2 separate regions of the Homo sapiens genome follow, and region 2 is linked to region 1. The links are chromatin loops, found by intact Hi-C in ENCODE. Cell type or tissue: CD4-positive, alpha-beta T cell. All regions are shown on one strand. Links, peaks and the distances in the headings refer to the core of each region. The heading gives the core; the rest is flanking DNA. Region 1 has its middle 30 kb from the start of MOCS3. Region 2 overlaps ZFP64 (ZFP64 zinc finger protein).

The links. A loop is a pair of places that touch in the nucleus more often than their neighbours do. Peaks named below come from ENCODE experiments on the same cell type or tissue, not always from the same donor. Only the 100,000 strongest peaks of a DNase experiment are listed, where the experiment ranks them.
Region 2: it touches region 1 in a loop (26-fold over the local background); 5 of 110 quality-filtered maps call a loop at or near these places.

Annotation. Positions count from the first base shown.
Region 1 is chr20:50,981,191-50,996,247 of GRCh38, reverse strand. No RefSeq gene overlaps it. Among named protein-coding and RNA genes, the nearest start is that of MOCS3, 30 kb to the right of the region's middle. RefSeq lists enhancers at 2,842-3,136, 5,643-6,605. In CD4-positive, alpha-beta T cell, for the core only: CTCF peaks have their summits at 8,145 and 8,344 (motif pointing left); a DNase peak (open chromatin) is centred at 8,337; H3K27me3 peaks cover 589 bases.
Region 2 is chr20:52,142,833-52,157,889 of GRCh38, reverse strand. It overlaps ZFP64 (ZFP64 zinc finger protein), which reads left to right. Exons shown (of 6, transcript NM_018197.3): 6 at 4,462-6,612. The coding sequence ends at 5,744. Among named protein-coding and RNA genes, the nearest start is that of ZFP64, 41 kb to the left of the region's middle. In CD4-positive, alpha-beta T cell, for the core only: CTCF peaks have their summits at 6,837 and 7,040 (motif pointing right); a DNase peak (open chromatin) is centred at 7,059.

The DNA of each region.
Region 1 (15,057 bases), core at 3,971-11,970:
TTAATATTTCACGTGAAAATTAGAAAAGGCATACAAAAACCAGGATGAGTTGCTCACCCTACTGCTAGTCAGGCATTCTCCGCTTGTAGCCAGAGGCATAGCCAGATGATGTGAGTATGACCCCCATTTTATAGCCGGAGAAAGGCAGACACAAGAAGCCAAGTGAGCTGAGCACCAAGGATTGCAGTGGCTCCCACCCACAATCCCAGCACTTTGGGAGGTGGAGGCAGGCGGATCGCTTGAGGCCTGGAGTTTGAGACCAGCCTGGGCAACATGGCAAAACCCTGTCTCTACAAAAAATATAAAAAGGAGCCAGGTGTGGTGGTGTGCACCTGTAGTCCCAGCTCTTGGGGAGGCTGAGGCGGGAGGATCACCTGAGCCCAGGGAGGTCGAGGCTGCAGTGAGCCTTATTGCACCACTGCACTCTAGCGTGGGCAAGAGTGAGACACTGTCTCAAAAAAAAAAAAAAAAAAAAAAAGAAGCAAAGTGTTGTTATGCAACTACATAGCCAGTTAGAGGCTGGAATTCGTAATCCAATCTTTTGACCAATCCAGGGCTCTTTGTACAACAACACTCATTTCATGAAGGAGGAGCTATTAGGCCCAGGCACAACACTGACTACCAACTTTAGTGGGTGCTGTATTTGCTCTCCCCAGCATCCATTTCCTGAGTATCTGGTGATGGGCACTGTGACGGAAACTCTAGTGGCCCATCCAACCATCCACTTCCCCCTTTCTCCTTAGTAACAGAGCCCCAGTTTTATCCAGGCACACTGCCACTGGTAATAAAGACTGTACTTTCCAGTCTCCTTTACAACAAGGTGTGTACAGATGAATAAGTCCTGGCCAGGAATTTGTAAGCAAAGTCTCGCAGGGAACTTTGAGAAGCCTCCTTAGAGGAGATGGCCCTTTTTTTTCTTCCTGTTACTGGAACATAGATGTGATTGCTGGATCTCCAATAGCCCTCTTGGACCATTCATTAGGTGACCACAAGGATAAAAGACAAGGACTGAGGGTGGGAGAACAGAAAGATGGGAGCCTGGGTCCTTGAGGACACTTTAGAGCTACCAGTCTTAGACTCCTTCCTCAAAATGGGTGTGGGGATTTTTATAGGCCCAAACAGCAAAGACTCTCTCTCTCTTCCTCTGGGAATACAGAGTCAAGGAATAGAGAGAAAAAAACTAGGTTCTAATGACAACGATAAGTCCCTAGATCCAGCAGTTCCTGAAGACATCCCTTTTCTTGAACTGTTTAGTCATGTTATCTGATAAATTCTCTTTTTACTTAAATTAGTGGGGTTGGGTTTCTGTAATTTTTACTGGCTGATACATACCCAAATCCAAATTAGAAGTCCAGGCAGCGTCCTGTGAACTTCAGCATTTTGCCTTCTGGCCTATCGACACCCTTTACAATAACAGTGTCTTAAACCTGGACTTAGCAGTCTCATCGGCCAAGCACATGGGTCTTTAGGCAGAGACAATCCACAAAATTTTCTTAATTTCGTGGTTTGCTTTCAAGACAGAATAAATTGAGAGATCCAGCAGTCACATCCGTGTTCCAGTAACAGGAAGAACAGAGAAGGGCCCTCTCTCCCACTTGAAGGAGCCACACTGAACAGCCACATACTATTATGTGAGTGGGACAAGCTAGAGCAGCAGAAAGTACGACAAGTGCTGGGACAAACAGAAGGAACGTGGGCTTTGGAGCCAGAGAACTTCAAATTTGATTCCTTGACAAGCCACTGCCTTGCGGTGTGACCCTGGGCAAGTTATTGAACCTCCCTGAACTTCTAGTTCATCCTCTTTAAAAAGGGAACAATAACATCCTCCCTGTTGGAGTGATGTGAAGATTACATGAAACAAAGCAGTACAGAAAGCACCAAGTATCTGGGCCATAGTAAGTGCTCAATAAATAGTAACTATTGTTAATAACGTCACACAAGAACTCAACAGCAACAATGAAAAGGGTCTGTTCAATTAATAGCATACGTAAGATAATGGAATATGCTTTAGCCTTATTTTGTATAACATTTCAAGGGACTTTCACACATTCCTCATTTGCCTGCAAGGCGCGGCTAATTACAAATGCATTCTCACACTTCGCTACAACAGACTTGGCAGCACCACAATTCGGAGATCTTTTCATTAGCAGTTAGGTAATGAATGTGGGGGAACTGCACTGTTGTACAATTACTCGGCATACAGATTGCATCCCTGCTTTCTCCCACCGTGGCTGCCAGAATCCCTGAGCCAGGTGGACGAGTGGCTTCCACTCTGCTGCCAGCCAGCACTGAGTGGTATGATGCACTGGAGCCCGTGCCTGGATCCTGCTTCTACCACACACTAGCTGGGTGGCCTTGAGCTAGTTACTTAACTTCTCTGAGCATTGTTTTTCTCATCTGGAAAATGGAGATGATCACTTTCCTCTGAGGGCTGCGTGAGGATGGAGAGAGAAGTAAATGAGATATGCAGCAAGGTGCCTGGCAAAGAGGATAAATACAGCAATGGTTTTTGTTTTGTTTTGTTTCTTTCCTAAAGCCATTATATTCAGCAGAACTATGTTTCCACATAGCAGAAAATCCAACTGGCTTCTGTACCAAAAAAACACTGGTGAGGGGGGTGGTTGGAGAGAGGTTATCTACAGGTTCACATAGCTGAAAAGCCCAAAGGTCCTGCCAGCTTCAGGGGCAGCTACACTGTGTCATGAGAAGTCAGTTTCTCTCCATCTCACAACTTCTGCCATGTTGGCTCCACCCTTGAGTTCCCTGTGGCGATTCTTGGCAGTTCAAGACTCTCCCCTCATGCTGACAACAGGGCTGCAGCAACCCAGCCTCTCATCTTCTCAAGTTCAAGTTCAATGGGAAAGCACAAGGTATCATTTGGGTAGCTCCTACCTAAGTCCTGGGACTCACTGTGATTGGAGCAGTTTAGACCGTGTGCCCATCCCTGAGCCAATCAGTGAGGCTATGAGAAGGCAGTGCTCTGATTGGCCAGGCCTTGGCCTATTGTCTGAAAGCGGATGAGGGATGAAAACAGTAGAGACCTAGGGGGTGTTCCTCTAGCGCCCTCTACTGAGAAAACTTAACACTGCACTCACTGTAAAGGAATGACGCTTAAAAGGAACTCCGCCCATTACGCAAAGCAGATATTGAAGGGTGACTTTGGAGCTGAGAGGCAATAAATTGATAGCTGACACACACCGTCAAGCCTGGCACTGTTGAGGCATCTGCCTGGTCAGGAGCTGCAGTCAGAGAGAAACTCACAGCTGCAGCCCAGAGCAGGGAGAGAACAGGGAGTAAATTTCCCAGCACCCATCTGCTGCTGGTATCTCCCGTTGCAAACTGAACCAGAAGGCCAAAGGCAGGGCCGAAGCCGGAAGGCAGGGCCCTTGAGTGATGCAATCCCTAAAGTCGGTCTCTCAGGGTAGAGAATGGGTCGGGGGAACAAACAGGTAATATCCAGCTCTGTAGGTACAATCATTATTCCTATTTCACAGAGGCGGCCCAGATAGGATGAGAAACTTGCCAAAGCCACAGCTGACCCAGTTCCACCATGGCTGAGCCGCCCAGTCCTGGAGCCATCCTTCCCAAGCAGCAGTGGGAGGGAGCAGGCCTGGAGGCAGTGCTCCTGCTCTCCAAAAGAACATTCCTAGAAGCTCAAATGCCAACATTGTCCCTTCCGGCAATTTCGACAAACCTGCCTCTACTTGCTCAGGAGAGAATGGGGTGGGGAGAAGTGAAGTGAGTTTTTATTTCAATCTCTTTCCAGCTGGTTGCACAGCAAGAGTTTTCCTCTTCCCTGGGACTGTCTTTCATTTGCACATTGACCAGGTTGCTGCGAGGTGAAAAGAAAGTGAGATAAAAGGAGAAGCAAAAAATGCAAAATGCAAACACATGGTACCCAAGCAGGAGGGACCAAGCAATTGAAAAACAAACTAAATAGCACCTGTGATGGGTGCTGTCTGCATGTGGTGTGTGTGGATTTTTCTTTTAATTTTTTTAAATAACTAGTGTGAGAGAATGTGTGTGGATTTTAAACAAAAATACATTCAGCAGCTGATTTTCACTGCAAGCCTGAGTCCTGGACAGTTCAGTGGAGGGAAAGCTGGCTTGTATTTGCCTTAGGAAATACAGATGTGCTTTTGGGGTGGTCACAACTTCTCTCTCCTAGTTATGGCCGGAAGTAGCTGGTTTGCAATGAGCCTGAGGGTGCTGTCAACTCTTGCTACTCAAATTGTGACCATGGACCAGCGACACCTATGCTACCTGGAAGCTTATTAAAAATGCAGATTCGGCTGAACACAGTGGCTCACGCCTGTAATCTCAGCACTTTGGGAGACCAAGGTAGGAGGATGACTTGAGGCCAGGAGTTCGAGACCAGCCTGGGCAACAGAGTGAAACCCCGTCTCTAAAATAATAATAATTAATTAATTAATTTAGTTTAAAGACAGAAATGTGGCCGGGCATGGTGGCTCACACCTGTAATCCCAGCACTTTGGGAGGCCGAGGGGGGCGGATCACAAGGTCAGGAGATCTAGACCACCCTGGTTAACACGGTGAAACCCCGTCTCTACTAAAAAAAATAAAAATACAAAAAATTAGCCCGGCGTGGCAGCGTGCGCCTGTAGTCCCAGCTACTCCGGAGGCTGAGGCAGGAGGATGCCATGAACCCGAGAGGCGGAGCTTGCAGTGAGCTGAGATCGCGCTGCTGCACTCCAGCCTAGGCGACAGAGTGAGACTCTGTCTCAAAAAAAAAAAAAAAAAACACAGAAATGCAGACTCTTAGTCCCCACCCCAGACCTGAGGGATGAGAGTCTGCATTTCCATAAGAATCCAGGTGATTGGTGCACACAGCGACATTTGAAAAGCTAGTATAAATCCACACTGGTGGGACCAGGAGCTGGCTGAGAGTAAGGTAAGGGAAGCTGAGTTTTTACTAGGATGACCAACCATTCTGGTTTTCCCAGGACATTCTTAGTTTTAGCACTCAACATCCTGTGCAAACCAGGATGATTGGTCATCCCTGCTACTGACCCAACCACCTCTGCCAGCTTCTGGGGCCCTGGTGCCTAAAATTCCCAGTGAGAAGACCCTGGCTCCCCGACTGACTAAGGCCTAACAGTCGGCTGGGTGTGGTGGCTCACACCTGTAATCCCAACACTTTGGGAGGCTGAGGTGGGAGGATTGCTTTGTTAGGAAAGTAAGAGCATAACAGGGCCAGAGTAACACCATTTTAAGTTCCGCTCCATTTGAGACTAGCAAAGCACATTCCTTGCTGGTCACCACCCATAGTCATGGGATGTTTATAGTAGAGGGAACAACTAAAGCTGCCTGCAAGGACATGCCCCTATAACAACAGAGAATCCAAATGTCCCAATACCCATAACAATATATGTTTTCTAAATAATAATAGTTATGCTTTGATGTACCCACCCAAAAATGTCAAGGATAGTTTCCTTTAACTCAATAGAATAATAAATTTTGTCATGCTGTCTGCTCACCCGCATGCAGGCATAGCTTAGTTTAGTCTTTGCATAAACAAGACCTCTATATAAGCAAAGCTTAGGCTGGGCATGGTGGCTCATGCCTGTAATCCTAGCACTCTGGGAGGCTGAGGCAGGACGATCACCTGAGGTCAGGAGTTCGAGACCAACATGGTGAAACCCCGTCTCTACTAAAAATACAAAAATTAGCCAGACGTGGTGGCATGCACCTGTAATCCCAGCACTTTGGGAGGCCTAGGCGGGTGGATCACGAGGTCAGGAGATCGAGACCATCCTGGCTAACACGGTGAAACCCTGTCTCTACTAAAAATACAAAAATTAGCCGGGCGTGGTGGCACACACCTCTAATCTCAGCTACTTGGGAGGCTGAGGCAGGAGAATGGCGTGAACCTCGGAGGTGGAACTTGCAGTGAGCTGAGATCGCGCCACTGCACTCCAGCCTGGGTGATAGAGTGAGACTCCGTCACAAAAAAAAAAAAAAAAAAAAGAGAGAGAGAGAGCAAAAAAGAAAGAAAGAAGAAAGAAAGAAAGAAAGAAAAAGAAAGAAAGAAAGAAAAAGAAAGAAAGAAAGAAGAAAGAAAGGAAGAAAGAAAAAAGGAAGGAAGGAAGGAGAGAGAAAGAAAGAAAGAAAGAAAGAAAGAAAGAAAGAAAGAAAGAAAGAAAGAAAGAAAGAAAGAAAGAAAGAAAAGCAAAGATGATGCATTCCTCTGCTTGCTTTCTGAGGACACCCTACTCTGTAACAGAGTAGCTTTCAGTAAACTCTTCCTCTCACTGCACTCTCCGACTCCCCTTGAATTCCTTCCTGTGCAAGATCCAAGAACTCTTCATTGGGGTCTGGATCAAGACTTCTTTGTCCAGTAACAGCTTGAGCCCAGGAGTTTGAGACCATCCTGGGCAACATAATGAAAACTCCTCTCTACAAATAATAAAAACAATTAGTCGGGCGTGGTGACATCTGTGGTCCCAGCTACTCAAGAGGCTGAAGTAGGAGGATGGCTTGATCTCAGGAGGTCGAGGTTGCAGTGAGCCATGGTCACACCCCTGCACTGCAGGCTGACCCTGTCTCAAAAAAATAAAAATAAAAAACATAAAGTCTAAGAGGTGTAGGGAGGCCTTGAGTTCTCTGTGGCTTGGTCCCAGCTCCCCTCCCCAGCCTCCTCCTTCTCTGCCTCTCCCTTCTCTCTTGGAAGCTCCGGGCACACAGTGGGTTTGCAATCAGCACATGAGCATGCTGAGGCAGGGAGGCCCGATCCGGAGAAGCTGCTGCTGATGGTATCGTGGTTCATGTCTAAACCTTCCAGGGTCTCTTGCTGACAGACTTGTGCACATCCTGAGGTTCCTCTGGAATGCTCTTCCCTGCCTCCTCCTGACTCCCTACTGTGCTGGCAACCCCACTCTGCACAACCGCCACTCTCCTGATGCCCACCTTGTGCCCTGCTCAGTACACACTTGCAAAGACCCACAGCCAATCCAGTGAGTGAATAGCATGCAATCAGAGGACTCATCAAACTCAGCTACCCTAAGACTTTCTTAAGCTCCCCAGTGGTTCTCAGCCCTGCTCAGGCTAGAATTTTCTGAGGGCTTTTAAAATTTATGAATGCCTGGGCCCTGATACCAGAGATTCTGGTCAAGAACCACAGAGCAGAACCCTCTGAATCCGCCAGGCGTTTCTCACCCACCCCACATTGACCCCAAAGGTCTCAGGGAACTGGGGCGGTGCAGGGGGAGGGGGATGGTTCGGAAACTCAAATGTAAAGCCACTGGGCCCACACTGGCAACCCGCATGTGTGAATCGAAGGCTATCAGGAAATAGAGGCTGCCGGGGCTGGAGCCCAAAGGCTGTCAACATGGCAGCCTAAGCAATGTATGTTCAAAGGACAGCAATGCAGGTGGCTAAGAAAGAGCTGCATCACCTTTCGGAGCCTCAGTTTCCTCCTCTGTAAAATGGGCATGCAAATGATAATGCCCACCTCAGCCGGGTGCGGCGGCTCACACCTGTAATCCCAGCACTTTGGGAGGCCGAGGCGGGCGGATCACTTAAGGTTGGGAGTTCGAAACCAGCCTGACCAACGGGGATAAACCCCATCTCTACTAAAAATACAAAATTAGCCAGGCGTGGTGGTGCATGCCTGTAATCCCAGTTACTCAGGAGGTTGAGGCAGGAGAATCACTTGAACCCGGGAGTCAGAAGTTGCGGTGAGCCAAGATCACGCCATTGCACTCCAGCCTGGACAACAAGACCGAAACTCCATCTCAAAAAAAAAAAAAAAAAAAAAAAAAGTGAACCCCTCGCAGCACCAGGCCTGTATTCCCACTGGCTCAGCTGATGGGCACGGGCTGTCCCTTGACTCACTGTCCCAGCAGCTAGGGGCAGTCCCCGTCACTGCCTGCTCTCCAGCCAGTGTGTCTTTTGTAGCTGCTTAGGGCTGTGATCCTTCTTACAGTAGAAAAACCTTCCTCTATTCTTATGGTTCTAACCCAAAGTGAGAAAATGAAAGTCATTGGAGAGAGCATGTGTTTCTTTACCCCACACCTTCTTAATTCATTTACATTCCCTGTGTGACCCCTGGTTTATATGACAGAAGGAAAGAGGAGTTTCCTTGTAAATGCAAAAAAAAAAAAAAAAAAAAAGCCTTAGAGTTCCTTGGGCCACAACACATGCTATATGCATGTTCATTCACTTCCCTGCTTTAGAGCTCATGTATGCCCAGACTGGTTAATGTGCCAGAAACAGGCATTCCTATACTCCTAACTAGACTCGGGAAGCGGCTGGCTCAACCTAGATTGCAATGGCCTGGATGGCTTGGCAGAAGTAGTGTCTGTTCCTTGTCCTTCACCTCCACCTACTGGTCCTTTCAAGAACTACAACCTTGGGTCAAAACCAAGCTCTCCCCTCTGACGCTGCTTGTAAATACCCACGTTTGTACATTTCTACAAAGGAAAAAGGAAATGTTCTTTTGGACCGTCCGTATCGGCAGGAGAAAATCATTCAGGCCGCCTCTAACAGCTGGTCTATGCCATCCTTAGGCACTTGGTGGGATCTCTTCACAATAGTTTTATGGTTTCAACTTCGAATCAGAAGTCAATCCCAGCCGGACACGGTAGCTCATGCCTGTAATCCCAGCCCTTTGGGAGGCCGAGGTGGGCAGACCACATGAGGTCAGGAGTTCGAGACCAGCCTGACCAACATAGTGACACCACATCTCTACTAAAAATACAAAAATTAGCCAGGCTTGAGGGCATATGCCTGTAATCCCAGCTACTTGGGAGGCTGAGGCAGGAGAATTGCTTGAACCCGGGAGGTGGAGATTTCAGTGAGGCGAGATCACGCCATTGCACTCCAGAGCGAGACTCTGTCTCAAAAAAAAAAAAAAAAAAAAAAAAAAAAAAAAAACAGAGGTCAATCCCAAAACCTGGATCATGCAAGCATGAGAAGAATACAGCCTTTTCTCAGGTCTTCACGTGCCTGCCTGTTTCTCATTCTTCCTCAACTCAAATGTCACCTCCGCAGTAGGTTTTACCCTGGCAACCTTTTTAAAGAAGCCATCACCAGCTACCTACCCAGTCCCTCCTTACCACATCACCAGGACTGACTTCATTTGTAGCTTAAATTATTGTTTATGTGTTTTCTACCTGTTCATCACCTATTGACCCCAATAGAAAGTAAGCATCCTTCTATTTTTGGTCTAATTACATCCTCACTACCACTCTTCAGGACTAATATTATCTTTCCAAATACCCACCCCCTTTTCATGTAAACAAAATGCTTTCTTATGGCAGAAAATTGAGAGTATACATGAAAACAGCAGGGTTTTTTTTTTTTTAAGTGAAAATAACCTGCAATTCCACCAACAAAAGAATAACATTTACTGATGGGAACACTTTTAAACTTATAAAACATCACTCATAAAACAAGAATGCAGTAAAAACCTACAGTGAAAGACAATTTTTCACCTATCAGAACGGGAGAATTCATAAAGCTTTATACTTCATTGTCACCAGGGAGTAGAGAAAGAGGTCCTCTCCTGCACAATTGACACAAACTTTTTGGGACAATTTGGCAAAATTGATCCAAACATAACATGCATATGATTTCTGCCCCAGTAATTACATTTCTAGAAAATTATCCTATAGAAACTAGTGGATATATGTACAAAAATGTTTGTTGCAGCAGTTTGTAGTAGAAAAAAGCCTAGAAACTGGTTGGGATTCTTTATCTCAGGGCCACAGACTCTCAGAGGATTCATGGATAGGATTGTATTTCCGCACAGTGGTTGGTTTCCCTTGCATTGTTACGTATTTTACTTTATGGATTTAAAAACATCTTCCTGCCAGTCACAGTGGCTCACAGCACTTTGGGAGGCTGAGGCGTGAGGATCACTTGAGCCCAGGAGTTTGAGACCAGCCTGGGCAACATAGCGAGATGCTCATCTCTACAAAAAAATTAAAAAATTAGCCAGGTGTGGTGGTGTACACCTGTGGTCCCAGCTACATGGGAGGCTGAAGTGGGAGGAACAATTGAGCCCAGGAGTTCAAGGCTGCGGTGAGCTATGATCTGGCCATTTCGCTCCAGACTGAGGAACAGAGTGAAACACTGTTTTTAAAAGAAAAAAGAGGCGGGCGCGGTGGCTCACGCCTGTAATCCCAGCACTTTGGGAGGCAGAAGCGGGTGGATCACGAGGTCAAGAGATCAAGACCATCCTGGCCAACATGGTGAAACCCCGTCTCTACTAAAAATACCAAAAAAATTAGCTGGGCATGGTGGCATGTGCCTTTAGTCCCAGTTACTTGGGAGGCTGAGGCAGGAGAATCGCTTGAACCCAGGAGGTGGAAGTTGCAGTGAGCCGAGATCGTGCCACTGCACTCCAGCCTGGCAACAAAAAATAAATAAATAAATAAATAGTTTTAATACAATAAAAAATAAAAATATTTTTGGCCAGGCGCAGTGGCTCACACCTGTAATCCTAGCACTTTGGGAGGCTGAGGCAGGCAGATCACCTGTGGTCAGGGGTTCAAGACCAGCCTGGCCAATATGGTGGAACCCCATCTCTACTAAAAATACAAAAGTTAGCCAGGCATGGTGGTGGGCACCTGTAGTCCCAGCTACTCAGGAGGCTGAGGCAAGAGAATTGTTGAACGCGGGAGGCGGAGGTTGCAGTGAGCCGAGATCGCGCTCCTGCACTCCAGCCTGGGCGACAGAGCAAGATTCCATCTCAAAAAAAAAAACAAACAAACAAAAACCTTTTCTGAGCAAAGGTCCATAGGTTTCACCAGACTGCCAAAAAGGAACTAGGGCACAAAAACAGACGAAGGGCCCATTTATTAAAAGGCACCGGTTAATCTGGTTACAGTGCATGCAGACAGTGGGAGGTTAACTGAGGTGTTAAAAATGAATTCAGTTTATCTACATGTTACTGATCTGGACAATCTCAAAAGTACATTGTTAGCTGGGTGCAGTGGCTCACGCCTGTAATCCCAACACTTTGGGAGGCTGAGGCGGGCAGATCACTTGAGGCCAGGAGTTCGAGACCAGCCTGGCCAACATGATGAAACCTTGTCTCTACTAAAAATCCAAAAAAAAAAATGAGCTGAGCGTGGTGGCACATGCCTGTAATCCCAGCTACTTGGGAGGCTGAGGCACGAGAATCACTTGAACCGGGGAGGCGGAGGTTGCAGTGAGCAGAAACTGCACCACTGCACTCCCGCCTGGGTGACAGAGCGAGACCCTGTCTCAAAAAAAAAAAAAAAGGTACACTGTTAAGTGAAAAAAGCAAGGTGTAGAATGGTGTGTGGAACAGTGTGCAATGTATGCTCACATTCGTATTGAAGAGAGGGATATTTGCATATCTCTGCTTGTGTAGGCACACACCATCTTAGAAAGGAGACACAGGACTCTAGTAACCATGGCTGCTCTGGGGAAGCAAGCTGGTGGTCTAGGAGTTGGGATAGAAGGGATACTTAGTTTTTGTTTGTTTGTTTCTCACCTTATCTTATGGTACTGAGATACTTTTTACTTCTTATCTTTTTATATTGTTTGGATTTTTTTTTAACATGTACAAACATTTCTTTAAAGTTCAACTTGGTATATCTTAAAAAACTAAAAAATAGAAACAGAAAAAATAAAGTTCAACTTGGAAAGTTTAAATAAATCTGAAGTGTAATCCTTGAAGCCACAACATTTAGTAGACTCTCATTACATTTGTTGAAGAAAAAAGAAATACATGACGAATCAAGTGACTACATAATTGCTTTCTAAAAAAAGTTATACTAGGTCAAGTTCAGAGTCCTCCCTGCTCAGAATTCCCTCCCAGGTAGACAGAGCACTGCCAGTCTCTGCGCTGTCCTGTGGACACCCACTGTGGATTCCACAACACACGCCTTCTTCCTGTCGGCCTTGAACTTTTGTGTTGCACTGTCTAAATAGCTGGACCTCTAATAAGAAAAAATGTGATCCTGTCTACTTTTTTAAAAAGGTTAGCCTGATGTGCACACCTATAATCCCAGCTACTGGAGCCTGGCATAGGAAGATCACTTAAGCCCAGGAGTTTGAGGCTGCAGTGAGCTATGATCAGACCACTGCACTCCAGCCTGGGCAACAGGCTGTCTCTTTAAAAAAAACATGGCGGGGAGTATTTGCCGGGCACGGTGGCTCACACCTGTAATCCCAGCACTCTAAGAGGCCGAGAGTGGATCACCTGAGGTCAGGAGTTCAAGACCAGCCTGGCCAACATAGTGAAACCCCATCTCTACTAAAAATACAAAAATTAGCCAGGCGTCGGCCGCCACACTGTCTGGGAAGTGAGGAGCGCCTCTGCCGGGCTGTGCAACCCTCCAAGTGTGAACTGACAGCCGTGTGTGTGATCTTTCTGCCCTCCTCAAGTTTGCATTTTTCACATTAAAGTTTACTTTTTAATTAAAAAAAAAATAGCTGGGCGTGGTGGCGGGCGCCTGTAATCCCAGCTACTTGGGAGGCTGACGCAGGAGAATCAGTTGAACCCGGAAGGCAGAGGTTGCAGTGAGCCAAGATTGCACCACTGCATTCCCAGCCTAGGCAACAAGAGTGAAACTCCATCAAAAAAAAAAAAAAAGTTTTTATCTGTGGTTTAAAAAAATGACCAAAAAATTTACCATCTTAACCATTTTTAAGTGTGCAGTTCAGTAGTGTTCATACACTCACGTTGTTGTGCCATCCACCTCCAGGACTCTTCATCTTGTGTAACTGAAACTCTGTATCCATTAAACGCTAATTCTCCCCACTTCCCTAATCCCTGCAACCACCATTGTACTTTCTATCTCTGTGAATTTGACTACTCTAGGTGCCTTATGTAAGTGGAATCATTCAGTGTTTGTCCTTCTGTGACTGGATTATTTCACTTAGCATAATGTCCTCCAGGTTCATCCATGTTGTAGCTTGTGTCAGAATTTCCTTTATTTTTAAGGCTGAACAATATTCCATTATGCATATATTATACATTTTGTTTATCTATTTATCTGTCAATGGATACCAAAAAGCTGCTTCCACTTTTTGGAAACTGCAAATAATACTTCTGTAAACATGAGTGTGCAAATATCTCTCCATAATCCTATTTTCAGTCATTTTGATATATACCCAGAAGTGGACTTGCTGGAACATATGGCAATTTTACTTTGAATTTGCTGGGGAACCGCCATGCTGTTTTCCACAGCAGCCACGCATTTTACATTCCCACCCACTATGCGGCCACGCATTTTACATTCCCACCAGCGATGCACATGGGTTCCAATTCCTCCACATCCTCACCTGTTATTTTCTGTTGCTTTGATAGTATCTATCCTCATGAATGTATAATCCTGTCTACTTTTGATGGATGGGGGCATCTGAAATCTCCAAGCCTGAGGCAGCCAAATTTCGAGAAAGCATCAATAATTCAGGTTCCTCTCTGAGAAAAAGAGAAGTGAATCCCTTGTGAGGATAACTCAAAAAATAATAATATCAAAGCTGGGAGAGAAGTTACAGGTCTTCCAATTCAAGCCCTTCATTTTACAGATGGGAAAACTGAGGCCAGAGAGGAGGGGTGTTTAGCTCTGAGCACAATTTGAGCTGGGAACAAAGTGACAGCTTTCATTCCACCTCACAACACTGTGGCCCGGGTCCAAGATAAATTTGCCTCAGTATTTGACAAGAAGGTTGTTCTTTCTGTCTGAAGGCAGAGTGCCCATGTGACTAAAGACAGTATTTACAGTTGTCAGGGCAGCGGCAATGATGCAGCTGACGCCTCCGGGGCTGGGTGGGGCTCCATGGTTACAGTCAGGGTGGGGCTCTTGCTCATCCTGGTCACTGGCTGGGGCAACACTGGGGTGGGGATGGGTGGGGGGGTCTCTGTCTGAAAGTTGCTGGCACATTCAGAGCCCTGAGCAAGGACTGGTTCCAATTCCCACCTCCCTGCTGTCTGTACACTGCTGGATAGAGATCCACCTTCTTCCCCCAGACCCGGTGCCCCTCGGCAGAGAGAGGGCTACCAGGTCTTACTTATCTAAGAATCCCTGGCCCCTTGCCCCAATCCCAGCCCCAGCTCCAGGCTCTAGACATGACAGCATCTAAGAGATGCCAGGTGCATACAGCTGAGCTTAGAAAAGGCTGGCTGCACACACCTGGGAACCACAAGCCCCTCTGCTCCTCAATCCTTAGAGAGGCAACAGAGCTGAACCCTGATTCTAGAGCCTGGGTTCCAATCCCACCTCTGACACCTGCCACAGCAGGGACCGAGGCCAAGCCCAGTAACCTCTGCCTCAGTTTCTTCATCTGTAAAGCAGGGATAATAATAGTACTCACCTCATAAGCTGATCTTGTGAATTAAATGAGTTAATATTTATGCAGCTGTTAGAACTGGCTCGCAGTTCACAACAATTGCTATGGTTGCGGTGGTTGGGATGTATTTATTTTAATGTCCATTAAGGGAAAAACTAAACCAGTACAGAAAATCTAAGACTTCATAGCCATTATGCTATAAAACAAAACAGACTAAAGTTGTTTAACAACAAAAAAATGGTTTTAAAGAATGTGCCTTTTTAAAGCACAAGTGTACAGAATGACAAATGTTTTAAAGTGATCTGGCGCCCCCTCCTGGTAATGGACAGTAGCTGTCCTGCCAATCCCCCCATTCTGAAACTGCTGAGGTCAGCGCTGTCACTCACTTCCCTCCGGGGACTGACTTAGGAGAAGAGTTGGTCCCATGGGAAGATGGGATGCTCCACATGGCCCGACCTGAGAAATGCATCCCTGCCGTGCTGAAGGAGCTCACCGGTGAGCCCACCCACCTCGCTGCCACTGTTCAATAGTTAAGGAAGTGCTCAAAGCTGGAAGGCGACCCAAACTTGGCCAGCCCCGCACTGTGCCCACCCTGAAATCCCTCTCCGGTTTCCCAGCCCTGCACAGCCCTGCCACAAGCTGGTTTTCTCCCAGGAACGTCTGCAGGATTGAGGAAGCCACAGGGCCCACCGAGGAGGCCCTCCTGCTCTGGCAGGGGTGTCCTGTTGAGCCCTGCTGGCCCAGTCCCAACGGAAGGAAGGAGTGTCC
Region 2 (15,057 bases), core at 2,846-10,845, 1.2 Mb before region 1:
TGAACAATGAGAACATGTGGACACAGGGAGGGGAACATCACACACTGGGGCCTGTCAAGGGGTGGGAGGCTAGGGGAGGGATAGCATTAGGAGAAATACCTAATGTAGATGACGGGTTGATGGGTCAGCAAACCACCATGGCACGTGTGTACCTGTGTAACAAACCTGCACGTTCTGCACATGTATCCCAGAACTTAAAGTATAATTTTAAAAAAGAAAGAAAGTAGTATAGAAGAACGGGAGGCATTTGTCAGTCCCTGGTCCATAGCATTTCTGAAATTCTTCTGGGCACAGGTTCCCCCTACTCAGGGGTTAGGGAATGTTTCTTGGTTAGGCCTTGGCTCAGCTCTTTGGTTCTTAACCCTGCCCATTGGAACATCCTTTCCATCACTTTCCTAAGCTACTTCTGAAAAAGATTGCAAAATGTACCTTTGAGAAACTTTCTCAGCTTGCTTCCTGTCTACCAAAAGCTGGAGGTCTTTTACCTTTTGTTTTAGTAAGGCTGGTGACAGTTTTGCTGGTAGAGCTGTCTTTAAAAACTGTGTGAGTTTCCTATGTATCCATATGCCAAAAGCCATACCCACAGTTCTTTTGGAATCTTGCCTCTTTTTCTAAACTCAATTATAGGCACTTTTGGCATTTAACCTTCTGTGGGTTTTAGGAGTCCTTTGTCCAGCTGAGAGAACATACTTGGCACCAACTTAATTCTCACCATTCTTAATTCTCTTTTGGAGATTTTAATAAAGAGTCTTACATTCAGACCCCTTATTTCACATTTGGTCTTCACTCTGAGACTAGTTTCTTAGATATGGTCTTTGTCCCAGGCTTTTGTCTTACTTGGGAAAGCTGGCTGGAGAAGCTGGCTGGAGATGAGAAACTATATCCAGTAATCTTTGACTTTCTATATTCCCTCTAAATTCTGCTTACAAAATGTCCAGTTCTTTTTTTGAGTTTGTCTCTTTCTTGTAGTCTTTTATCATATGCAGCTTATAAAACACTTTCACTGTTCTGCCTAGAATTTATCTCTTTATTCAAGTCCAAAACTCATGATGTACATTTTCTGTCTTCTAAGCTACCACGAGTGACAGTCTTACCAAATGTTTGCCATTAAGTAGTGTGCATTGCCATTTTTCCAGCCTCCACATGCAACCGAATCTCAAAACCAATACTCTGTATTATGGTTTTCTGTTACAGCGTCACCCTTTTTCTAGATACCAATATCTGTATCCATTGTCTGTTGTCACAGTGATGCAGCGTAATAGCCCACAAAACCTCAATAGATGCAATATGCTTTTTCTGGTTCCCATGCGGGGATCAGCTGGGCAAACCAGCTGACCTTGGCTGGGCTCTCTTATTAGTCTGAGGATCTGCTGGTTATGGGCTGGCTGTCCACTGGCCTTGGCTGAGGAAATCAGCTCTGCTCCACATGTCTCTTGGCCTTCTGAGACCAGCAGGTTAGGCCAGGATTGACCGCATGGTCATGACCGAGGTGTAAGCAAGCAAGCAAGCCCCAGTGCACAAGCCCATTTCAAGCCATTCCTTGTTTCAAGTTACTAAACATACCATTGGCCAAACCCAACGACATGGTTGAGGCTTTTGTCATGGATCACGGGAGAACATGCCTAACTACATACATGGCAGAGGCCGTGCTAAAGGAGGGGTGGGAGGTGGGAAGATTTGGGAACATTTTTATAATCTACAGCAAGTTCAGACATTGGCATAATCGACGCCCAACTGATTTGCTTCAGAAATTTCCCCCAGCCTAAGTTAGAGAAGCTGAAAAATTCATTTATGAAAATGGTTCATTTTGATTGATAAGGATGAAGTTACTATTTATAGCAGCATCTTTAAAATTGGTCTAGAAAAGGTGTGTTTTTCAAAAATTTCAGTGTGTGCCATTTATGCATGGTCTTCGTGGAATGTTCATTTTCCCTTTTATAAATCTGTGGCACTGGTAAAACTGTAAATTAATAGGATTTTGTTTTTACCCTTTCGGCAATTGGATAGACTACATCAACACTTGTTTTAGTAGCAACCCAAACTCAAGGAGGACCTGTCAGCTTAAATATATGTCGCTCATTCATCCAACATTCTTTAAACCTCGCTATGTGCCAGACACAGTGGGAATCAGGTAGTAGGCAAGAATGAACATAGTCATTAGCTTTGAAGACCTTAGTGTCCAGTGGGACTATTTGACCAGGATACTTCATTAAAGAAATGTTTATGGTTAAATTAAAAAAAAAAAGACAAAGGAATTTAAAACCTTTGCTTTCATGCCAAAAAACGTTGTTAAGCTCTGCAACTTAGCTGCGAGATTTGGTTTTCTGGATTTTCTGGGTCTCACCTCTGCAGATTGCTTAAAAAAAGTGAAAAAAGACTGTCACTATAATTTTGACAGGGATATAACTGGAAAACCTAGTAAAACATTCTGGAGCAAGGATTCTGACTTTGAGTCTACAGACGTCTGCCCCTGAGAAATCCATGAGTAGATTTGGGAAGGAGGTCCTTGAATGGGGGTGGGGAAAACAAAGACGTCTTCATTTTCACTAGCCTGTATTAAAATTTGACACGTCCTTCAATTATGAAAACAGGCAACCAATCTGATAACAGTGCATGTAAAGTTGTCGCCAGCGGAAATCAAAAATCTCTTCATAATGATTGCTGCAGATGGAGCAAATATCTTTTACACTCTTCTTTATTTAGAAATGACTGTAGTTACTAGAGCTGCCGCTAGGTCTGATTCTTGAATTCATTAATGAAACACACACATTGGCATATCACAATTTTTTCTCTGTAATAACTATTTTAATATAATTAGTTTCTTTTATATTCCTATTGGTTTTTATTTTAGTTTATTTGGTACATTTAAAACATTATCTAAGAAGGGTTCCATGGACTTCACTAAACTGCCAAAAAGGGGTAATGGCATAAAAAAGGTTAAGAACAACATTCTCAGGCAGCAAACGGCCCTTTTTCTGAAAAGGGCCAGATAGTAAATATTTTAGGTTTTGTGGGCCATGCAGTATCTATCACAAATACTCACCCCTACCATTATGGCAGGCAAGTAACCATATGTAAACAAATATGCATGGTTGTGTTTCAGTAAAACTTTATTTATAGAAACAGGCTGTGGGCAGGATCTAGCCCATAGGCTGTAGCTTACTCTTCCTTGTTCTAGAGTTTAGTATGCATGATCTTGGTGGTATTCAGTCATACAAAGCATTTTTTTCAAGTTTAGGTTTAGGCCTCTCAGTGTTCTAGAAGCTTGTTCAATTGCCTCCTGCCATCTTTGTTTGCATTCATTAAGCAGCTCATGGTGAAGTAGCAGATCCTATGTCAAAAAGCTGGAACACCATCCCAGTCTTGTGGGTTTATGACCTAAGAAAGCAAACATCAGTTATATGCACAGATAATTACCTAGCATCTAAAGATACCAGTTGTGGAGTCAGCCTGGATTGGAATCCAAGCCCTTCTTTGTACTACGGGGCGACCAAGAACAAGTTATGTAGTCTGTCTGGGTCTCAGCCTTCTCCTCTGTGTAACTGTGTTAAAAAACAATATTAATAATAGCACCCACCACAGGGCAATCTTCCCAGCATCAAGCGAGACCATGCTTGTGGAGTGCTCAGCATAGCGCCTGCCATCCCGGAAGCCATCGAAGAATATTAGCTGCTATTTTGCTTACTTAAACAATGTTGAGATGAGGGGTCGCCAATTTGCTTGAATTGTCATTGCCTCAGATAATTTGGACTTGGCATTCATTGAGGAAGTAAATTTGGAATATGGTATCCAATCAGATGTTTGCAATTTCACTTGCCTTGCTCATCTTTCAGCGAATATGAATTTTTTTTAAAAAAAATCAAGCAGCTGGATTTTGTAACTTCACAAGTAAAGAACGCAGCTGGCAATATGGGATAAATAAATTTTGTGCAAGAAACACATCTTTATTAATAAAGATCTGCATGAAATATAAGCTGGGTGTTTCAGTCATTGTAAAACCATACTCCAATGAGTGCAGCACGGAGCTGACCCATTCGAAAATATATTGTTGAATCTGTTACAACATGTAACTCAATCAAAATCAACGGGTTGTGCAAAAGTCTTCAACTGTGAACCATTAACTAGCAGAGTGGGCAAATTAACTGTATGAAAGATAGTTTGAGTGTTTTAAAGAATATAACAAGTATACTTGTAAATCTTATTTTATCTGGGACAATTAAATTGCTCTTTTCGATCTCCCATTTTTCTTCTGGGTTTGATACCGGTGGTGGTGGTTTGGGTTCCGGGGAAAGATAAAGACGCCCTGCCCCTCTTCCCCCACTGCCAGGGGCTGCTAGAAGCTGCAGTTAGGAGGTCTGCACCCACCCACCTTGTATAAGCGATTTTCTGGTGTGTGCTTCGGGGGGATCCGCTGTGGTTGTTGCCTGCCTGTTCTTATCGAAACTCACCTTGTGTTGACAGGGGACGCCCCCTTCCAGTGCTGGCTCTGTAGCGCCAAGTTCAAAATCAGCTCGGACTTGAAAAGGCACATGCGGGTGCACTCGGGGGAGAAGCCTTTCAAGTGCGAGTTCTGCAATGTCCGCTGCACCATGAAGGGGAACCTCAAGTCGCACATCCGTATCAAGCACAGCGGGAATAACTTCAAGTGTCCTCATTGCGACTTCCTGGGTGACAGCAAAGCCACCCTCCGGAAGCACAGCCGCGTGCACCAGTCGGAGCATCCTGAGAAGTGCTCGGAATGCAGCTACTCCTGCTCCAGCAAGGCCGCCCTGCGCATCCACGAGCGTATCCACTGCACCGACCGCCCTTTCAAGTGCAACTACTGCAGCTTCGACACCAAACAGCCCAGCAACCTGAGCAAGCACATGAAGAAGTTCCATGGGGACATGGTTAAGACTGAGGCTCTAGAGAGGAAGGACACCGGCAGGCAGAGCAGCCGGCAGGTGGCCAAGCTGGATGCCAAGAAGAGTTTCCACTGCGATATATGCGATGCCTCCTTCATGCGGGAGGACTCGCTCCGCAGCCACAAGAGACAGCACAGTGAGTACAGTGAGAGTAAGAACTCGGACGTGACCGTTCTCCAGTTTCAGATCGACCCCAGCAAGCAGCCCGCCACGCCCCTCACTGTGGGACACCTCCAGGTGCCCCTCCAGCCCAGCCAAGTGCCCCAGTTCAGCGAGGGAAGAGTCAAAATCATCGTTGGGCATCAGGTGCCCCAGGCGAACACCATCGTCCAGGCTGCCGCCGCTGCAGTGAACATCGTCCCGCCTGCCTTGGTGGCCCAGAACCCAGAGGAACTCCCAGGGAACAGCCGGCTGCAGATCCTGCGCCAGGTCAGTCTGATCGCCCCCCCTCAGTCCTCGCGGTGTCCGAGCGAGGCGGGCGCAATGACCCAGCCGGCTGTCCTGCTGACCACCCACGAGCAGACGGACGGAGCCACTCTGCACCAGACTCTCATCCCCACGGCCTCAGGTGGCCCCCAGGAAGGCTCTGGCAATCAAACTTTCATTACCAGTTCGGGTATTACTTGCACTGACTTTGAAGGCCTAAACGCCTTGATTCAGGAGGGGACAGCAGAAGTGACAGTGGTGAGCGATGGAGGCCAGAACATCGCAGTGGCCACCACAGCGCCACCGGTCTTCTCCTCCTCTTCCCAGCAAGAACTACCCAAGCAGACCTACTCCATCATTCAAGGGGCAGCCCATCCAGCTTTGCTCTGTCCCGCCGACTCCATTCCAGATTAGTGCTTAAAAAAACAAAAGGAGTGGGGGAAAGGAATTGAGAAAAAGAAATCTTAAGTAGAATTCTCTAAAAGGTTTGCTCTTAATGTTTTCTTTGTTTTGTTTTGTTTTTGAGACGGAGTCTCGCTCTGTTTCCCAGGCTGGAGTGCAGTGGCGCTATCTTGGCTCACTGCAACGTCCGCCTCCCAGGTTCAAGCGATTCTCATGCCTCAGCCCTCCGAGTAGCTGGGACCACAGGTGTACGACATCATGACTGGCTAATTTTTGTATATTTAGTAGAGACGGGGTTTCATCATGTTGAACTCCTGACCTCAAGTGATCTGCCCACCTCAGCCTCCCAAAGTGCTGGGATTACAGGTGTGAGCCACCATGCCTGGCCGTGGTTTGCTCTTAATGTTTTTAAGGATGGTTGTGAATCCCCCTGGCCCCATAATAAATTGTAATTTTATACTGCTTACTATAATTTTTTTAACACTGTAACAACTTTGAGACCACCTCTGAATCGTCGCATTATAACTGTTGTAGAATCTTAAATGTTACCAAGATGATTCCAATGAGGGGTTGGAATTAAATGCATTAAGTAGTGAATTCATGTGTTTGTTTCCAACTTGATTTTCCAACTCTAATAAAGGTTTCTGTCCATCTTATTACATTTGTGTAGTAAATGGTACTTCCCAGCCTCTCTTTTGCCCCATTCTGGAATACTCCCCAGAGTTTGGGGGTGTTCATGTTTTATACATGTAAGTCTGTTGGCATGAAGGACCATTTTCTACATAATATGACATGGATACTTGACCCAAAAAAAAATGTTTAGTGCTAATGAGCAGAAAATGAATGGTTCCATAATAAATTGATATCTGATTAAAATATACTGAATGTTAATGATTCTTTAGAGCCAAGGTGGGATTTGGGAATGATGGGGCGTGAGTCATTAATCAAAAACAAACTGAAGCAGCAAAGGTTTTTAGTCCTTTCATAAACGTCACACAATCATCTTACCTCCTCCACAGTCACATTAAATAGATGTGGTACCTAAAGTGATAAAGTGATCCATCCCACTGTTGTTTTCATTTTGAAACTTCAGACTGACAATCCTGGCATTTCTGTTTAGACACAAAAATGATCAAAGTTCCTACTAACAAGACAGAATTTTCTAGAATACCATTTTTGAGATGTTAATATCTGTGCAGAATCCAGATGAGTGGACTGAGAGAGTACCTAGATTTTTTCCAAAGCATAGGTTGTATTGAGAAGAGGAAAATTCAGATTGTGTTGTTTTACATTGAAATGCTGTTTGATCAGTAGGTGGTGCCAGAGAGCAAGCTAGAATCATCCATATTTGTACCTTAAGCCATTCTGTAAGGTTGTAATAGCACTCATTTCTGCTGTCAGCAAGGATTGGTGAGGAGGGGAGGTTACTCTTGGGACAGAAGCATATTTAGAATATTATGAGAATACTTAGATACATTTCTACCACTTTTATTCTTCTTTCTTTGATCTGTAATAGTTGGACACAATTTTGATGACTTGCTATATTTGCCATAATTTCTTTATTTTCCTATCATCAATGATAATAGTGAGTTATTAACTATGTTTTTGGTAAGAAACAGAAAAGGCTTGCAGTGTACAATGTTAGTGATTTAAATAATTTTGTCACTTTAAACTTATTGCTTACAGCCCTTTAGAAAAACTGTTCTGCTTTTGAATTTCAGCTGGGAAACTTCCATTGTCATGGTCCTATTTCCTATGTCTTTCTCTTTTCCCACTTTTTTCAACCATAAAGGATTTTTTCCTGATTATAATGTGTATTCAAGATAGAAAATATGAAAAACAGAATATTACTAGGAAAAAAATAGAAGTTACTAATAATCTTACTGTCCAGATATAAACTATACAGATTGTAACCATTTTGATGGACTTCCTATCAGTCTTTTTTTTTTTTTTGAGGTGGAGTCTCACTCTGTTGCCCAGGCTGGAGTGCAGTGGCGCAATCTCAGCTCACTACAAGCTCCGCCTCCCGGGTTCACACCATTCTCCTGCCTCAGCCTCCTGAGTAGCTGGGACTCTAGGCACCCGCAACCAAGTCCGGCTAATTTTTTGTATTTTTAGTAGAGACAGGGTTTCACCGTAGCCAGGATGGTCTCGATCTCCTGACCTTGTGATCCACCCACCTCGGTCTCCCAAAGTGCTGGGATTACAGGTGTGAGCCACCGTACCTGGCCCCTATCAATCTTTTTTTATGCTTACGTATATATGTTTTCTACTCCAGTTATGAAGTTGTAGTTTAATTAAGCATAATATTTTTTATATTCTATATTTCCTTTTGTATCCTTAGATCTCTACCTACCAGCTGCCTTCCATATATAATACATACACATACATACATACATACACATGCATGCATAGAGATGTACACACATGCATATTTGATTTGTTGGTTGTTTTGTCTTTTTACAAACAAAACAGTAAAACTTACTCTTTGGAATAAATTATACACAGAATTGTACAAACACCAAGCCAACAACTTCCAGCCCCTCCGTATTCTCACCCCACCCAAGGTAAGTAATGTTAGGTGCTCTGTGTTCTTACCAATATACGTAGACTCAAAAGATAACATAGAAAAGGTTTTTCCTAGTTCTATAGTAATTGTATCATACTCTGTACATTTCTCTGCAACTTGCTTTGATTATTCCATTTATTGACAGTCCTGTGGGTCAACAAAACTAGACCTAGTTTTTTTAAATAAGTGTTAGAGACATGCCAGGCTTTAGTCCGTCATCTTGCTATTATGATTCTTCAGGTTGTTTGGGGAATATTTTTGCCATTACGACTGCCCCAGTAAACTCTCATATTCAGCTTTTTTTTTTTTTTTTTCTGTAAGTAGATTCAAAAGTGTAAGTTTCACGGAGTTTCCATAGTTTGTACTTGCATAAATACGGATTAATTTTCACAATGATAGTCTCATCCCTGATGTGAGCTCAACTACCTTTGGAAGTTTTATCACTCTGCTGCGTGAAAATGGTTATCTGGCCTTTGTGCACTCCCCTAGCTGGTGCTGTGGTCTGCGTTTTCTGAGACGTCTCTGCATAGGGCTGGTTGACCATGTGTGCTTCTCTCTTCTATGAACTTAGAACTCTTACTCCCTCCTTTTGGTTGTTGGGAAGTTGGGGACATTAACCCGACATCAGTCACACATTGCTGAGTTTCTTCCCCTCCTGTCATTGTCTTTTGACTTTACCTGTGGGGCTGTCACCATATAAAAATGACTGTCTTTTTCTGTAGTTAGATTCTTCTGTCGCTTCATTTGTGGCACGTGTGTTTTCTAAGAACGTCCATCCTTCCCCTGAGATTAAACTGGTTTTCCCTTTAGTGTTTTTACTGCTTGCTTATTTGTTTTTCAATGGCTCCTTGCTGCAGCCAGAATTCTTTTTTTTTTTTTTTTCTTGTTTTGAGACAGAGTCTGGCTGTCGCCCAGCCTGGAGTGCCGTGGCGCGATCTCAGCTCACTACCTGCTCTGCCTCCCAGGCTCAGGTGATTCTCCTGCCTCAGCCTCCCACGTAGCTGGGATCACAGGCGTGTGCCACCACACCTGGCTAATTTTTGTATTTTTAGTAGAGACGAGATTTCGCCATGTTGGCCATGCTCGTCTTAAACTCCTGGCCTCCAGTGATCTGCCCACCTCGGCCTTTCAGAGTGCTGGGATTACAGCTCATGCCAAGAACTCATATTTATATGTTATGATGAACAGGTTTGACTGTCCACTTATGCCAGGACCATTTGTTAAATATTATTTTCCTGAAAACTGAAATCCTAATTTAAGCCATCGTGTAGATAAAGTTCACAAATATACTTCCAGAACTTCTTTATTCTGGAAGATTATAGATCTGAGATTCCCAAAGAAGATCTGGCTGGCCAACATGACATATTTGATTATACTAGCATTAAGGTAAGCTTAATCTTTTAGACTTACAAAGCTTCCCCCAGCTATTATTTTCCAAAATGTTCTTAGCAATTCTTAGATATTTATTCTTCCAAAGGAACTGTTATTTTATCCAGTACCTAAACCACCCCCACCAAAAAAGAAAACCTTTTGGAGATTTTTATTGAAATTGCATCAGTATTTTATATGAACTTATCAAAAGCACAACTATGAAAATATTAAGTCTTCCACCCAATTTTGGCTCACTGCAGCCTCCACCTCCTGGGTTCAAGAGATTCTCCCACTTCAGCCTCTTGAGTAGCTGGGATTACAGGCGCCTGCCACCATGCCTGGCTAATTTTTTTGTGTGTATCTTTAGTAGAGATGGGGTTTCGCCATGTGGACCAGGCTGGTCTTGCACTCCTGGCCTCAAGTGATCCGCCTGCCTCGGCCTCCCAAAGTGCTGGGATTACAGGTGTGAGCCACGGTGCCCGGTCCTGTGTTTTCTTATTATTCCATAATTTTATCATAATTGTGAATAGGAATTTTTGCATTTGTTGCAAACATCAAGAAAAGCCAAAATAGGGTATATTTGTCTATATTAAAGAAAAATTCTCAGTAATGAATGGTATTTATTAGAAATTCTTGGTCTCTGATAAATATGATTTATAATTATCTGATATAGTCTTTTATTTTCAGATTGTTTCATCTCTTCCTTTAGAATATTTTTACTACTTATTTTGTTTTCTTGTCCTGTTGCTTTAGCCAGAACCTCCAAACAATGCTGATACAGCTGGCATCCTTGCTGTGTCCCTAATTCTAACTTCAGAATTTTCCAATGTAATATACACCACTCCTTTGGATAATGGTTTTTATGGTACTTAGGTCATTTTCTTCCACTCCAGTTTTCACTTAGAGTGAAATTGCTTGAACCCAGGAGGTGGAGGCTGCAGTGAGCCAAAATTGCGCCACTGCACTCCAGCCTGGGTGACAGAGTGCAACTCCATCTCAAAAAAAAAGAAACACAGACCTTATATAATGAAAATAGACTACATAATTTGACTGAATAATGTTTACAATGGAGTTAAATAAGGGTTTTTGAGTGGAAGACTTAATATTTTCATAGTCATTCTTTTGATAAGTTCATATAAAATACTGATGCAGTTTTACTTATCAGGGTAGCTTGCTGAATTTTATCAAATATCTTCTTAAAATTGTTAGCCGTAAGTATTTGGGTTTTGCACTTAAATATGTTGACACAGTGAATTTGTGTAGCATATAGCCTGGTATGTTAAGTCACCTTGCATTCCTGGAAGAAATCCTCTTGGTCATGTTGAATTATTCTTCCAAAACACTGCTGGATTTCGTTTTCTAATATCTTATCTGGAAGTTTTGCAACTCTAGTTCATGTGCTACATAAGAGCATTTTGGTCAACAACAGACTGCATGTTACAATGGTGATCTCATAAGAATAATGGAGCTGAAACATTTCTTTTTTTTATTATACTTTAAGTTTTAGGGTACATGTGCACAATGTGCAGGTTAGTTACATATGTATACACGTGCCATGCTGGTGTGCTGCGCCCATTAACTCGTCATTTAGCATTAGGTATATCTCCTAATGCTATCCCTCTCCCCTCCCCCCACCCCACAACAGTCCCCAGAGTGTGATGTTCCCCTTCCTGTGTCCATGTGTTCTCATTGTTCAATTCCCACCTATGAGTGAGAACATGCGGTGTTTGGTTTTTTGTCCTTGCGATAGTTTACTGAGAATGATGATTTCCAATTTCATCCATGTCCCTACAAAGGACATGAACTCATCATTTTTTATGGCTGCATAGTATTCCATGGTGTATATGTGCCACATTTTCTTAATCCAGTCTATCATTGTTGGACATTTGGATTGGTTCCAAGTCTTTGCTATTATGAATAGTGCCGCAATAAACATATGTGTGCATGTGTCTTTATAGCAGCATGATTTATAGCCCTTTGGGTATATACCCAGCATGGGATGGCTGGGTCAAATGGTATTTCTAGTTCTAGATCTCTGAGGAGCTGAAACATTTCTATTGCCTACTGATATCTTGATGATCCTGACCCTGCATAGGCTGAGGCTAATGCGCATGTTTGTGTCTTAGTTTGTTTTTTTTTTAAGTTGAAAAAGTAAAAGAAAAAAATAAAATAGAAAAGGCTTATAGAATAAGGATATAAAGAAAGAATATTTTTGTACAGTTGTACAATGCTTGTGTTTTAAGCTGAGTGTTATTACAAAAGATTTTGATAAGTCAAAATATAATTAATACATGTATAAAGTAAAACAGTTACAATAAGCTATACTTAATTTACTACTGAAGAAAGACTTTTTTAATAAATTTAGAGTAGTCTAAGTGTACAGTGTTTATAAGGTCTGCAGTAGTACACAGTCATGACCTAGGCCTTCACATTCACTCACCACTCACCCACTGACTCACCCAGAGCAACTTCCAGTCCTGCAAGCTCCATTCATGATAAGTGTCCTAAACAGGTGCACCATATTTTTATCTTTTATACCATACTTTTACTGTACTTTTGTTTTGTTTTGTTTTGTTTTTGAGAAAGGGTATTACTCTATCACCCAGGTTGGAGTGCAGTGGCACAATCACAGCTCACTGCAGCCTCTACCTCCCCAGGCTCAGGTGATCCTCCCACCTCAGCCTCCCAAGTAGCTGGGACCACAGGCATGTACCACCACATATTTTTTGTAGAGATGGGGTGTTGCCATTCTGCCCAGGCTGGTCTCAAACTCCTGGGCTCAAGTGATCCACCCACCTAAGCCTCCCAAAGTGCTGGGATTACAGGCATGAGCCACCACGCCTGGGCTACAGTACCTTTTCTATGTTTAGTTATATTTAGATAGACAAGTACTTACCATTGTGTTACCATTACCTATAGTACTCAGCACATTCACGTGCTGTATGGATTTCTAGCCTAAGAGCCATAGGCTACGCCCTATTTCTCAGAATGGATCCCTGTTGATAAGTGGCAACGACTGTATACACATACATGCAGCTGGTCTCTAGTTTTCTTTTTTAGTGCTATCTCTGATTTTTGCTTGTTTCTTATGCAACTCTAAAAATAAATTGGAGCTTGTGCAACTCTAAAAATAAGCTGGAGCTCTTTTCTTCTTTTTCGGTGACCTGAAATAGTTTGACTATCTCAGAAATTATCTGTTCTGTTATCTTGGCTGATACTCTTTTTCACTGTAACATTCTTAACAAATTTCCCAATTATTTTCTGTAATTACTGATCTGTTCAGGTTGTATACCTTATCTGGATCAATTTTAGTAGTTTATATTTAGCAAAAGAAAAAACATCATTTACTCTGCTCTAAATTTTCAATTACGTGGCCCTATGATTCCATTTAACTTTCTTTTTAAAATATTTTAATATCTTTAGCATTTGGGGGTCCACCACCTTTCTTGTTACTACTGGTTTTGGGGTTTCTTTTTTTATTGTTGTATTTTTAGTCTTCTACTTAGTATGCTAAGGGTTTACTTATTTAGTCATTTGTATTAAAGTAAAAGTAGCACTTTTGCTTTTATTTATTTCTCTACCCCTCCTCCATTTCATTCATTTCAGCTTTCAGCATTTTTTTTTTTTTTTTTTTTTTTTGAGACGGAGTCTCGCTCTGTCACCAGGCTGGAGTGCAGTGGCGCGATCTCGGCTCACTGCAACCTCCACCTCTCGAATTCAAGCGATTCTCCTGCCTCAGCCTCCCGAATAGCTGGGACTACAGGTGCACGCTACCACACCCAGCTAATTTTTTTGTATATTTTGTAGAGACGGGGTTTCACCATGTTGACCAGGATAGTCTTGATCTCTTGACCTCGTGATCTGCCCGCCTTGGCCTCCCAAAGTGCTGGGATTGTAGGTGTGAGCCACCATGCCTGGCCTCAGCTTTTATTTTAATACTTCTTTCCCCTGCTTTTCTTTCATTTTATTTTGTTATTCTAATTTCATGTATTAAGTTCACTTAGTCTTTAGTAATAAAAACATTTAAAGCTATATATTTTCCATTATGCCTTCACCTGTGTTAAAAGATAATTTTTTAAGTTAAAATCATGACTGTCCTACAAATATAAGATTAACACGTCAAGTATTTAATTCATTAATTAAAGGGGGAATCAGCAAACTATCACAACAGGCTCAAAGGAGGATTAACAAATGCATGATTACATAGGCAATCAGGAATGCTGAAATAAATTCACCAACAGATCCAAAACTGGTCAGTATCTCCAGAGTAGTAATTAGCTGTGTTCCATCAAACGAAATCTGTTTGCAGTCCTGTGGATGAGTTATTTGCAACACTATCTATTTCTGTAACTTGCAAAGTTATAAAATGGCCAGGCATGGTGGTTCACGCCTATAATCTCAGCACTTTGGGAGGCCAAGGCAAAAGGATCACATGAGCCCAAGGATTCCAGACCAGCTTGAGCAGCATAGGGGAGACCCTGTCTCTACAAATACTATTAATAATAAAAAAAAAAATTGGCCGGGTGTGGTGGTGTGCACCTGTAGCCCCAACTACTCTAGAGGCTGAGATTAGAGGATCACTTGAGCTGGGGAGGTTGAGGCTGCAGTGAGCTGTGATCATGTGCCACCGCACTCTAGCCTTGGTGACAGAGTGAGACTGTGTCTAAAAAAAAAAAAACTAAGTCGTAAAATAGCTCAAAAACAACAATAAAGAGCACTAACCTCTATAGAAGCAGATAATCCAGAACTGGGAACTGACAGGATATCCTGTAATCTTTATTGCCTACAAAATCATTCAAAACTTGTCCTTATATCCATCCCTATAAACTTTTATATGACATGCCCTTCTTTCCATAAACTTCTAGACTTTGTTATTTCAGTTTTAGGGATGGTTAGTTGGTTGCTTTAAAGGGGATAGGGCCAGAATCCAGGGGTTATATAAAGGTATGTTTCCTATTTTTCAAGTACAGGCATGTTTCGGAGATATTGTGAGTTTGGTTCCAGACCACCACAATAAAGCAAATATCACAATAAAGTGAGTCACACGTATTTTTAAATTTCCCAGTGCATATAAAAGTTATGTTTATACCATACTATAGTCTATTCAGGGCACAATAGCATTATGACTTTAAAAAGTACATACTTTAATTTAAAAATACTATGTTGCTAAAAAAATGCTGACAATCATATGAGCCTTCAGCAAGTTGCAGTCATTTTGCTGATAAAGGGTCTTCCTCAATGCTGATGGCTGCTGACTTATCAGGGTTGTGGTTGCTGAAGGTTGGGGTAGCTGTAGTAATTTCTTAAAATAAGACAACAACAAAGTTTGCCACATCAATGGACTCTTCCTCTTTTTTGCTTTTTTTTTTTTTTTTTTTGAGATGG